2 separate regions of the Homo sapiens genome follow, and region 2 is linked to region 1. Evidence: chromatin loops called from intact Hi-C (ENCODE). Cell type or tissue: endothelial cell of umbilical vein. All regions are shown on one strand. Links, peaks and the distances in the headings refer to the core of each region. The heading gives the core; the rest is flanking DNA.

Region 1 (5,000 bases), core at 1-5,000:
TATTTTAAAATGTTGACAACTATTAAATAGATCTAAAGTAATTACACATTTTGATGCTTATTGTACATTTCTTAGGAAATTTCTAAGAATTTGAAGAGGCTATTTTCAGAAAACATTTAATTGAATCATAAAAGGTATCAGTGTATCAACTCACACTTCACACACTGTGATCTCACTTACATTCCTTTTTTAGTTACATTCACTTGACATTAGGAAAATATTGGATATGGCTTATTTTGTTTTGTAGCATAAAATTAATAACATTATCTTGGTTAGTGAGTATATGAATATTTGTGCTAATTCTTGTATAGAGAGATAAATAAGCAAACAAGAGCCTAAAAGTATGTTTAATGCTAGTTCTCAAATCCATATGACATAGCTGGGTTCATATAATATGTATTTAGAATAAATATCTATAGTTAAGAAGTAGAGTGAACCTAATATTTAATTATCATCGGAAACTGTATTAAGAAACCAGAAATTTACAGTCAAAACAAAGTAAAGGCCGGGCACGGTGGCTCATGTCTGGTGATCCCAAAATTTTGGGAGGCCCAGGTGGGTGGATCACTTGAGGACAGGAGTTTGAGACCAGCCTGACCAACATGGTAAAACCCTGTCTCTACTAAAATACAAAAATTAGCCAGGTGTGACGACACATGCCCATAATCCCACCTACTTGGGAGGCTGAGGCACAAGACTCACTTGAACCCAGGAGGCAGAGGATGCAGTGAGCTGAGATCACACCACTGCACTCCAGCCTGGGCAACAGAGCAAGACTATGTCTCTTAAAAAAAAAAAAGAAAAAAGAAAGAAGAAAAAAAAAAACCCAAAGTAAAACAGGATTTACAGAAAATAATGTAAAGGTGTGCATGTGAAGAGGAATTGGTAGAACAAAAATACAGTTTTGGATTCTTTAATTTTTTTAAGTTAACCTGTGACTCAAATAGTGATAGACTTTTAGTAATTATAAAGAGCATGAAAATGCTAAGTAGGTCTGGAATTTATAAATTCTTCTTCATCCATTTATACAGCAATGGATAATATTACACAGCATGTAATATTATCTCTTTACCTGAAAAAGCAACATTAAAAATAGGTCACAGCTTCTGAGGGAGGATACAAACTGTCAGGAGTACTTCCAGCACAGTAGCAGTTCAGGAAATGAGGATGATAATGAGACTCCATGACTGCTGAGAATCGGAAGAGGAGGTATGAATTCTCATTCAACCCTAACAATTGTCCATTGTCCATGAGGCCTTGGGTGAGTCACTTAAGCTCAGTGATTTGATTAACAGCAATATTGAATTTACCTTCCTCAATATGGATTGTAAGGTTAAGTAGAGCCAACACGAAATGTACATGCAAAACCTATTCTTTCACTTGTGACCCTACTCTCTGTAACTACCTTTTATGTTTTATTTTCTCTAGACAAGTTAAATATTTATAAAAATTACAAAGGCTGAGAGATCAATTCTAAAAATATAAGAATCTTTCAGAAACAAGTTTATTTTATAAGGGAAATAGCAGGATTGTGATACACTCCACCCTGCACCTCTCCACACACTACATACTAGCTACTCCCTAAACCCCAGACTTGGGCTGGACATTTTCTTAACTCATAGCATCAGAAAAATATCATTACTGAAGTAAACTTATAAAGTTATAGAAATGGCTAGCTATTTTCCAGTAATCATATAAAAACTCAGAAAAATTTATAACCAGAATAATTCTCCTTTATGTTTCAATTACTTAGAAATTCAGTAACAAACATCATCAAAATATACATATTGCTTCATATATTTATATATAAATAAAATATCATCATCAGGGCAGCAGGAAATAGAGGCAGCAGGGTGTAGAAGTGAGATAAGGACAGGATGTTGTTGTTTCAGCAGAACAATTTACAATGTATTTACTTTTTATACAAGTGAACTAAATGTTTGTATAGTTAACTTTCTTGTTTTCCTTTTTTGCTTTCTCTTCTTTTCTTACCATCCTTTCCTACCTTTATCCTTTCCTGCTTTCTTTCCCTCCTTCTCTCCTACCCTTTTTTATTAATACTTTCTTCCACCCAACACTGATTTTTGGCTGAGACCACAGTTTCAACAAGAAATAAAAACTGCATTACTCAGGAAGGAACTAATAAACTTCCCCTCCCCCAAATGCCATTAGAGACTTCCTGAATAAATGAGAAATCCATTAATTTTAAAAAAAGAGAGTGCTTGCATAAGTAACAAAAACAGATTCCGGTCTACATTATGATTAAAATCAACTTGAATAATAAAAATTAGATATAAATAAGATCCATTAGGACATCTGACACATCTATGGCCAGTGATGCTTGGTCCCAACAATGTGTAGACTTTTTTAGTCCATTGTCAAACAATCATAAGTGGGACTTCTACCACTTCTCCTTAAAAAATTCTGTAACATAATGGATTTAATTAACATGAAATTTCTTGTAAATATGCCTATTACTGACATTCTTTCATTCAAAACCATTTCATTATTCATGGTCATACTAGTTAGTGGAATGGCTGAATAAAATAATGCACAAGTATGTACAATTTTAAATATATAATTATATTTATTTAATTTTAGATAATAATTATATATTTAATTAACACAAAGGCTCAAATTTTATATTTCACATAAAAACACTATGTATATCCACATATATTCTTGCTCTGAGGCTCATTCTCTATTGAATTAATTTGTTTTTAACAATGGTTACATAAAAATTCCTCCTACAAATTATATTTTAGTTATAGCTAATAAACCACTAGCCTTTTTGACTTATATTTAAAGGACAAATAGAAAAAGAGGTTTAGAATTGTTATTTGCTTTGGTTTGTTTGTTTTGCATGACAGTTTATGGGCAAGCCAGTAATTTGTATCCTAAGCTTTTATACTAAGATAGCTCTCAACAACTGATTTGGTCATTATAGAGATAATAAATACCATTCATGATGATAATTTAAATAAAAATGTGTTGACTTAAGAGATAAACTTTGGTAAAATCTGATTTCTCTTCTGTTTCAATGACTCCTAACATAGTACAGCCACTGAAAGGAACTTAATGCTTGTCAGGAGCCATTGAACTTTATAGTGAGCATCTGGGTAGTGCCACCGTGCAGATGTTGCAGTAGAATACCACAGTAAAACTACTTTAAGTTTCATCTGGTTAATAACAGTACTTCACTCAATATTGCTTTCTGTAATTTCTGATTATTTTTGACCAAATAAAATTTCTTTGCCTTGTTTAAAGAAATAATTGTGATTTCTTACAAAACAAGGTCCTCCACTTCTATAATAAAGTACAGACTTTATTTATAGCAAAATAAATTTAATTTTTCTAATTAAAAATAAATCACTAATATAAAACATTATCAGTAAGTCACAAAACTAAGAACATCTGTATAAACTAATAAAAATCTGTATCTTAGGAAATAAGGAACATTTACAAATGTTCCTAAATGTGATTTATAATTTATATAACTCATTTTGGTTGTTTTTTATGGAAAGTCATTTTCAGGGACTACTCATATATTAGCCCATGTAAATTGTGGTTAAATATAAGAAATTAAAGACACCAAATGTGTCCTTAGTGGCATTATCAAAAATATTTCTCCAACTTCTTTGGCAACTTGAGCATTTTCCTTATACATCTTCCAGGATGCCTCATCTTTGCCTGACCCTGCCACATTGTCTTCACATTCTAATTAGCTTGGGCTTCTATGTTGTCACCCTGGTCTACTAGTAGTCAGTTTTATTACTAACACAATAATATATGTTCATTGTACAAAAATCAGAAAACACATAGAACCAGTAAGAAAATAAAAATCAAATATAACAATTGCTGTTAACATTTTATGTAAATCATTTAGATAAAAATGAGATCAATGTACAATCTGTATCAGTTTGTAAAGTGATTTTCTATTAAAAATATATTCTTAATATCTTCTAGTTCTCTGAGTCTCCACATTTTTGGTATTTTTCTCTTTTTCTCAAAACATTTTTCCAAGTTTTTACTGCTTTATTATTCTAGAAAAGAGATCAGCAAACTTTTCCTGAAAATGAGCAGATAGTAAATATATTAGGCTTTGCAGGCCTTATAGTCTCTGCTGCAGCCATTTAGATCTGATATTCTAGTGCAAAAGCAGCCACAGACGTACGTCAAGAATGGGCATGGCTATGTTCCAAATAAAACTTTATTTACAAAAATTGGCAGGAGTTTGCTGGCCCATATTCTAGACAATTGCTTATAAAGAGATATTGCATATCATAATTACTATCACCCCTGCAGAAAGTTTCATTTATTATCTTTATATATTATCTTTATATAGTGACCTTTTCCTACCAATACAGATTTACCCCAACACACAATATCAAGGACTATGTTCATTTCCAGTGGTCGTTGCCAATGTGAATCTTCAAAAGCAGTTAAAAATTCTCCATGTTTTACGGGTACCAGAAAGACTTTCTCAGCTCAGTATCTTAGAAACCTATATTTCAATAGCAAAGAAAGAAGGAGTCTCTTCCCTCTCCCCTATTGCCAAGAAAAGTTGAAGTTAAATGAGGAGTAACTTGCTAACACAGACAATTTTAGTCCCTGTTTCGAATCCATGAAAGAGAAATTGATATTGAAGGAGTTGTGATTAGCAGGAAACCTACAAGTTTATATGCATGCACATCCATGCTCTGCTCCTTCCATACTGTGACAATGATAGAGGTCTTTCTCCTCCTAGGGTCCTTTATTTACTTTTACTATGGATCCTATTCCCTACTGCCTTTTCATGAAATCCTTATCGTTAAATCCAAACATCATTTTCATCCCTTGCCTTGCTTAAAAGACAGCATGATATACTAGTTAAGAGCACAAATTCTATTGTCAAATTGCATGAGTTCAAATCCTGATTCTGTTCGCTTATTAGCTATGCATTTTCTCAGGCAACTCACTTAACTTCTCTATACCTCATTTTTTCATTATCATATAACAAT
Region 2 (6,704 bases), core at 828-5,827, 220 kb after region 1:
AATTACAAATAGCATCAACTTCAAAAAATGTATTTTTCACCAAAATTTGGATATGGGGTTTTCTGCTCCACTTTCACTTCGTACGTCCCATTGTAACCCCTTTCCCAACCCAACTAATGGAGCTCTGCCTACAAGCCATGCTATATTTCAGAGAGCTCTGTCCACTCAGGCCCAGAAAAAACAGATTGGTGTAATAATGCTAGGGTGAAAAGAGAATGGAGGAAAAAGGAGGAAGGAGGTTCAGAAATGGGTAAATTATAATATCTAAACTAAATATATACCCATATGTGCCCCCAAAATATCTCAAGACTAACCAGACCAGGCCAGTTTCCCACAAACACTTTGGTCCTTGAGTTTCTTTATAACAAGCTGTATTACTGGCCTATGGAAAATAATACACATAAAAGCTACCATCTTAATAGTTTTAGGAGTTATTTTAAAAGTTATTTAAAAATAACTTTTAAAAATCCAACAAATTAAGTTAAATGCTTTGATTTTAGAAGTGTCTATGTTTAATGAACAATTACATTAGATGCCTGTAACTGTTTTTAATCGTAAAGAAAATCTTGGTCTTAGGCACAGTATCCATCATGAGTATAACAAGAAGACCCCTGTGGCCCTCCCCCTCTATCACGATGAGCGCTACCACTAGGCACTGGACACCAGACCGTCTGCCAATGTCGTCCCCCACAGCTAGAAGCTCAACCGTCACCTTTGCCAGAAAATGGATTCTGAGCAGCACCTACTTCCTCTCATTGTTCTTTTCCAAAACAATCTCTCCAGCTAAGGTGCACTGGCTGGGTCTAGGTCACATGTGTGTAAATATATGTATATATATTTAAGGGTGCAACTTTGCTATAAGAGAAGCTGGGAAAATGTGTTTGGGGTTCATACTTTGGAAAGGCCGGACTCCTGCTGTGGGGGATTCCTGAAACACAGAAAGGGTGTTCAAAAGGTAGTAAGTGGCCACAAAAACCTAGGCATGTATCTGTAAGAGTGAAATGCCACCAAATACAGACACCGAAACGTGTGCATCAAATTACCGGTAGTGGGTGTTAAATTTTCCCAATCATGGAACTAGGAGAAATACTGGTATTCCCAGGGGAGCTAAAGAGTCATATGAGCACCTATTGCTGACATCTTTCCTTGTGCCCCGGACTCTTCCAGATGGCAGGAAGTTCCTGCTTAGGCCTCTAGCCGGGCCCGTCTCCACGAGCTGACCCTTGCTACTGTGCAGGGGTAAGCTGCCAGGCCAGCAGGGACGAGGACTCACCTACACAGGCATAACCTGCTATCCATTAACAATCTGGAAATGTAACTGACACACAGTGGAGAAAAGAAGAGGTTTCCAGCCTTGTTACTCTATATCTCCTAATTATTAGGTAAAGGGGAACATTATAATTGAGTTATGAAACAACTAAATAAAAATAGAATACCTGACAGAGAGCTGCTTTACATGACGTTTCTACATGAGAATAAACAATGCGTTCTTTGTAGAGCTTAAAAAAAAACAGGTTAGCTTTATTCTAGAAACTACAGTCTCTCGTTGTAACTAGACTAGTGCTTGTATTTGTTGACATCCTGATTTATAAAAACCTGAACAAGTTCAGTTTCAATAATTCTTTTTGTTCAAGGAACACAAGAGAAGGGGGAAAAAGATTGATGTCTGCCCCTAAAAAATGGCATATGCAAAAGATTTAGAATTCTCTTTGTTCAACTCTGGGTCAGATTTCATGAAAAAGCGATTAAAATTCCTTTTGCTCCCATTCTTCATGCATGTATGGAGGTTTGTGTTCCTAATGAGCACCAAGAAGCTTCCTCGCACAGAACTTTGTCTTTGAAAGATAAAATAACCTGTTTCCCTCAACTCTTCTCCATCTTGTTTCTCTGTTATTGACACCCCCTCCTCAACCACAACAAAGAATGTGTGCTAATTGATTCACTGTTGAAAAATTCAATTTAATGCCTAGAATTGGTGGCATGTGCTAAGTAATCAAAGTTGGACCTGAAGCAGGGGAATAAAGGGGACTGGGTTCTGTTACCATTTTTTAACACTGAATCACTATGGGGAGGTAAAAGCAAGAGTAATTGTTTTCAAGAAATGGCAAACAAGTGGTTCACCATACGTTCAGATTAATGAATTTGGTGTCGTAATATGCTTTGAGACTCTTTGTTTAGAAAGAAAGATAACAAATGAAAGTGGTAATATATAAATAAAACTATTTGGAAAGAGTCCCATGTAAGCCATGCTTTTTCATAAAATGTTAGTGTCTTTACATCAAATGATAAAAGTAAAAAAAAAAAACAAAGGAATATTCAAAGTACAGGTTCTAGTAAGGAAAAGCAACCAGATGAGTTAAAGAAAATCTCTCTATTTGTGTTATTTACACAGAAACTCCCCTTCTCCAAGTAGCCCCTTATCCTAAATGCATGTGATTCTTATAATGCAGTACCCCCCTTATCCATGTTTGCCTGTGTAATTCACTTTCCTACTATCATCCATGGCTTGTATCACTAGAGTAACAAACAATTATGATTATTTTTAAATTATTATTATTATTATTATTATTATTTTGAGACAGGATCTCACTCCGGTGCCTAGATTGGAGTGCAGTGGTGCAAACACGGCTCACTGCAGCCTTGACCTTCTGGGCTCAAGTGATCCTCCCACCTCAGCCTCCCGAGTAGCTGGGATTACAGACTTGTGCCACCATGCCTGGCTAATTTTTGTATTTTCTGTAGAGATAGGGTCTCACTATGTTGCCCAGGCTGGTCTCAAACTCCTAGCCTCAAGCATTCCTCCTGCCTTGACCTCCCAAAGTGTTGCGATTACAGGCATGAGCCACCACACCCAGCTGAGATTATTTTTTAAATGCTCTTTCAGCATAGCACATTCACTTTTGCTACAGGTTTCATTTTCAAGCAAATATAGCAAGGCATTAAACCTAATTGCTGATTCAGGCTTAGCATACCAAAGTCTTATAGATAAACAATACTTTACAGATTACTCAGAGTCCCTCTTCTCTAAATCAGTTTCTGAACCAAAGAGGATGAATAGGGCTCAAGAATACCCAGAAAGTTGTGAGACGATTTAATAGATTATCCCAGTACTGGAGCTGAGAGGCCAAGAAACAGCCCCATGTTACTGTTGCCTGGTGACATGTTCTGCCCCATCACATGCCATGGATGATGGAGAAATATGGTAACTAACATTTCCTGCCCTTCCTGCTCTTTTTTCTTGCTCTTCTGTGGAATCAATGACTCATTTATGGCATTACAGACACAACAGATGACGTTTCATGCTTTGTCAACAGAGGCATGCCCTTCATTTTTGCCAATGGGAATGTCAAGTAACAGCTAATATCTTTGAACCCAAAGTTGCCAGGAAATGTGAGGGTAAAATTTGCCCCTATTGTACTGTTTCCAAGTCAATCAGACACCACCTGGAGCTCAAATGTGACCATGGCCTACTGTATCCTGATTATCCAGTCTATTACATATCAGAGTTCTTTTTATTTCCCTCTGTCAATCCCATCTTTCTCTTGGCCACTGCACTGCTCCTCCACCTCAGTGAAGATCTAGAAGGAGAAAAAAAGTGAAATTAGTTTATTAATTGTGCTTTATGTTGGGGAAAATTATTTGGATCGAAGCATTTTGCAAAAAAAAGTAGGGTTTGAACGTTATCTGTGGGTTTGCATCTTTATTCCTATTAGAAAACCAAGTTAATTAAGAAATAGGCCCAGCTCGGTGGTTCACGCCTGTAATCCCAGGACTTTGGGAGGCTGAGGCAGAAGGATGACTTGAGGCCAGGAGTTCGAGACCAGCCTGGCCAACATGGCGAAATTCTGTCTCTACTAAAAATACAAAAAGTTAGCCAGCTGTGGTAGTGCGTGCCTGTAATCCCAGCTACTTGGGAGGCTGAAACAGGAGAATCTCTTGAACCTGGAAGGTGGAGGTTGCAGTGAGCCGAGATCACACCACTGCACTGCACTCCAACCTGGGGGACAGAGTGAGACCCTGTACCGAATAATAATAATAATAATGGTACTTTTAGATGTACTCACTCACAAAAGCCTTACTGTTTTCAAAGTCCTTTCAAATAATTATTTATTTTGATCTTCCTAAAATTCCTGTGACATATGTTGAGGTGATATTATTTATTTTTTATTTTAATATCATCATGAATTGTCTCATTTAATAGATGAAAAAACTGAGGACAAAAATGGATGAAGCTTGCTTGGGAATACCTAGCTAACAGTTGTGAAGTTGAGACTAGATACCAGCTCTTCTGACCCATGGTCCTAGATGCTTTCTGCTTGATTGTCTGCCTCTGCTCTCTGGACAGTCGCACAGTTCTTAGCTGGAAGGGTCTTATATACAATTTTCCCCTTCACGACCTTCTAGGTTCCAAAAATGTGGTTGTAGATATTGGAATGCATTGTCCCACTAGAACAATCATGCCTATTATATTCTATAGACCCCTGTGTCCATTCTCAAAAACCTATGATTGATCCACAAGAGTTAAGTAAGTTACTTTAAAACAAAATATGCTTCACAGAGCAATATTCCCTCAAGAAAGTTTCAAGGAAAAAAGTTTCAAGGTCAAATAAGTTTGAGAAACATAGAATATCATATATCCCTCTCAGAGATTTGTAATGTACATTTGCATATTAAAGGCTTTAAGTTTTCTTTAAAGAAAAGAAAACTGCTTAAAATGGTTCCATTGAGAATTCATCAACTTTATTTGACTTTGAAATCTTTTTAGTGAGTAAAACATATTAACACCCCAAACTACAGTTCCCCAAAACACGCTTTGGAAATTGCTGCTATAGAAAAATATGATGTGTGACGATTTAAGATATTAGGAGCACTTCTTCCACTGTGAGATTAAGGGTTACCCTGAAGGTAAGAGGGATGTTGGTGATCATTCCCTTGATATCAGTCAGGGACTAGAATTAGTGATGGGTATTGTTGGGACATACAAAGCAGAACCAGGCATGGAAGGATAAGGAACAGAATGATAAAGGCAAGGAATGATGCCTTGGAACACTGAGACGAGACCAGGAGGACAGGCTGGAGACACATAAATGGTGAGTGACAAGAGAGCAGCTAGCTTGGGATTTGTACCGTCTTCCTCGTTCTGCTCCCTCCTCTGATCCTGCCACTGCAGACACACTCCTGGACAAAATCAAGACTGGGAAGCAGGGATGTGGCAGAGACACAGACGGGTGGACCCAAGCATTGAGGGCTGCCATGGAAGGAGAAGCCGAGAGGAGAGAAATGCCAAGGAGCTGGAGCAAAGAGGACATCTGGCGGGAGTAACTGGTTTCCAATTGTTCTTCTCAGGAAAGGATGAAAACCAGACGCTGCTTTCGTACCCTATGTTCTCCAACAGTCAAATGACCATCCAATTTATCATCCATACAAAGACACTTTTGCACTATTAATCACCATGCGAGGACAACAGATGTAAACTGAGACTATCCCAGCCAGGCACGCAAAGATATGTGTTCACCTCATGCAATATTAAATGATAGTTGAAAGTATGGAGGAGTTATTTGGAGATTGTGGTGGTTCCTTTTTGAACTATGAACCATGGCATTCAGAAAAAAGAAAAGATAGGGAAGTATGTATTGATCATGTTAGTTATAATGACTTCCGCTTGAAATAATTTATTTAGCCAAAAATGCTTTCATGACCCCATTCAGCAAGCATGTATTGGGCATCTGTGATAGGAAAAGCACTGTGCTCCGTACTGTGGCGGATATGGAGATAAACAATACACACTATGCTCCAAAGGAGCTTCTGGTCAACACAGTGAATTAGGGGATGTGCTCAAATAGACAAGTTCCAAGTAAATGATCACAGGTGGTTATAAGAGAGCTAAGGACGAAATGCTGGGAAGTTCTGAGGAGGGGAGGCTAGGGGACACTTTGGAGATTTGACCATGCTTGAACTAGGCCTTGGGGGACAAGCTGATTATTCACAGTCTGGGGGCACAGGGAAGGGGAGATAGACCTTTCCAGGTGGTAGGACAGCAGATGCCCAGAGGAGTGTGTTTGAGGTGCCGATGGTGCAATTTGGCAGCAGTAGAGGATCCATGAAGAGGACAAGTGGGAGGTGAAGTTGAGAAAGTTAAGCTGGGCAAGCCTGTGTAGCGACTTAAATGCTAACATAAAGCAAATGGATATAATAAATTCAGGAAATAATTGAAAACTTTGATTATATAGTAGCGGACTGGGACTACCACAAAGTAGAATGTCAGCTCCTTACTGCTCTGGAAAACTTTGGAAATGTTGGGGCCAGCTCCGCAATTTTACAAGGTTGAACCCAGAAAGTGAGGGACTTGGAAACATTTGAGTTAAATATAAATATTAAGATTCTTATCAAATCTAATTTAGGCACTCGTTTTAGCTTTCTACTGCTGCTGTAAAACATTATCGCAGATTTACTAGCCTAAAACAATACAAATTTATTCTTCTACAGCTCTGCGGGTTAGAAGCCCAACATGAATTTCAATGGGTTAAAATCAAGTTGTCAGCAGGAACTTCCTTCCCTCAAGCCTCTAGGGAAGTCTCTTGAGGCCTAAGAGAAGTCTCTACAGGTCTGAGGGAAGAATGTTCCTTGGTTTTCTCCAGCTTCTACAGGATACTCACATTCCTTGGCTCATGGCCCCAGTCTTCCATCTTCAAAAGCAGCAATGG

Evidence for each region. Hi-C counts contacts between places; a loop is a spot of excess contacts. Peaks named below come from ENCODE experiments on the same cell type or tissue, not always from the same donor. Only the 100,000 strongest peaks of a DNase experiment are listed, where the experiment ranks them.
Region 2: it touches region 1 in a loop (9-fold over the local background); 1 of 110 quality-filtered maps calls a loop at or near these places.

The regions. Positions count from the first base shown.
Region 1 is chr5:81,551,853-81,556,852 of GRCh38, forward strand. All of the region lies in intron 4 of SSBP2 (single stranded DNA binding protein 2), which reads right to left. Among named protein-coding and RNA genes, the nearest start is that of ACOT12, 160 kb to the left of the region's middle. In endothelial cell of umbilical vein, for the core only: no CTCF peak of the experiment used is centred there; DNase peaks (open chromatin) are centred at 1,229 and 2,119; H3K27ac peaks cover 2,738 bases.
Region 2 is chr5:81,766,086-81,772,789 of GRCh38, forward strand. LOC107986384 (a long non-coding RNA gene) reads right to left here. Exons shown (of 3, transcript XR_001742518.1): 3 at 3,077-3,578. Among named protein-coding and RNA genes, the nearest start is that of SSBP2, 18 kb to the left of the region's middle. In endothelial cell of umbilical vein, for the core only: no CTCF peak of the experiment used is centred there; a DNase peak (open chromatin) is centred at 3,266; H3K27ac peaks cover 1,319 bases.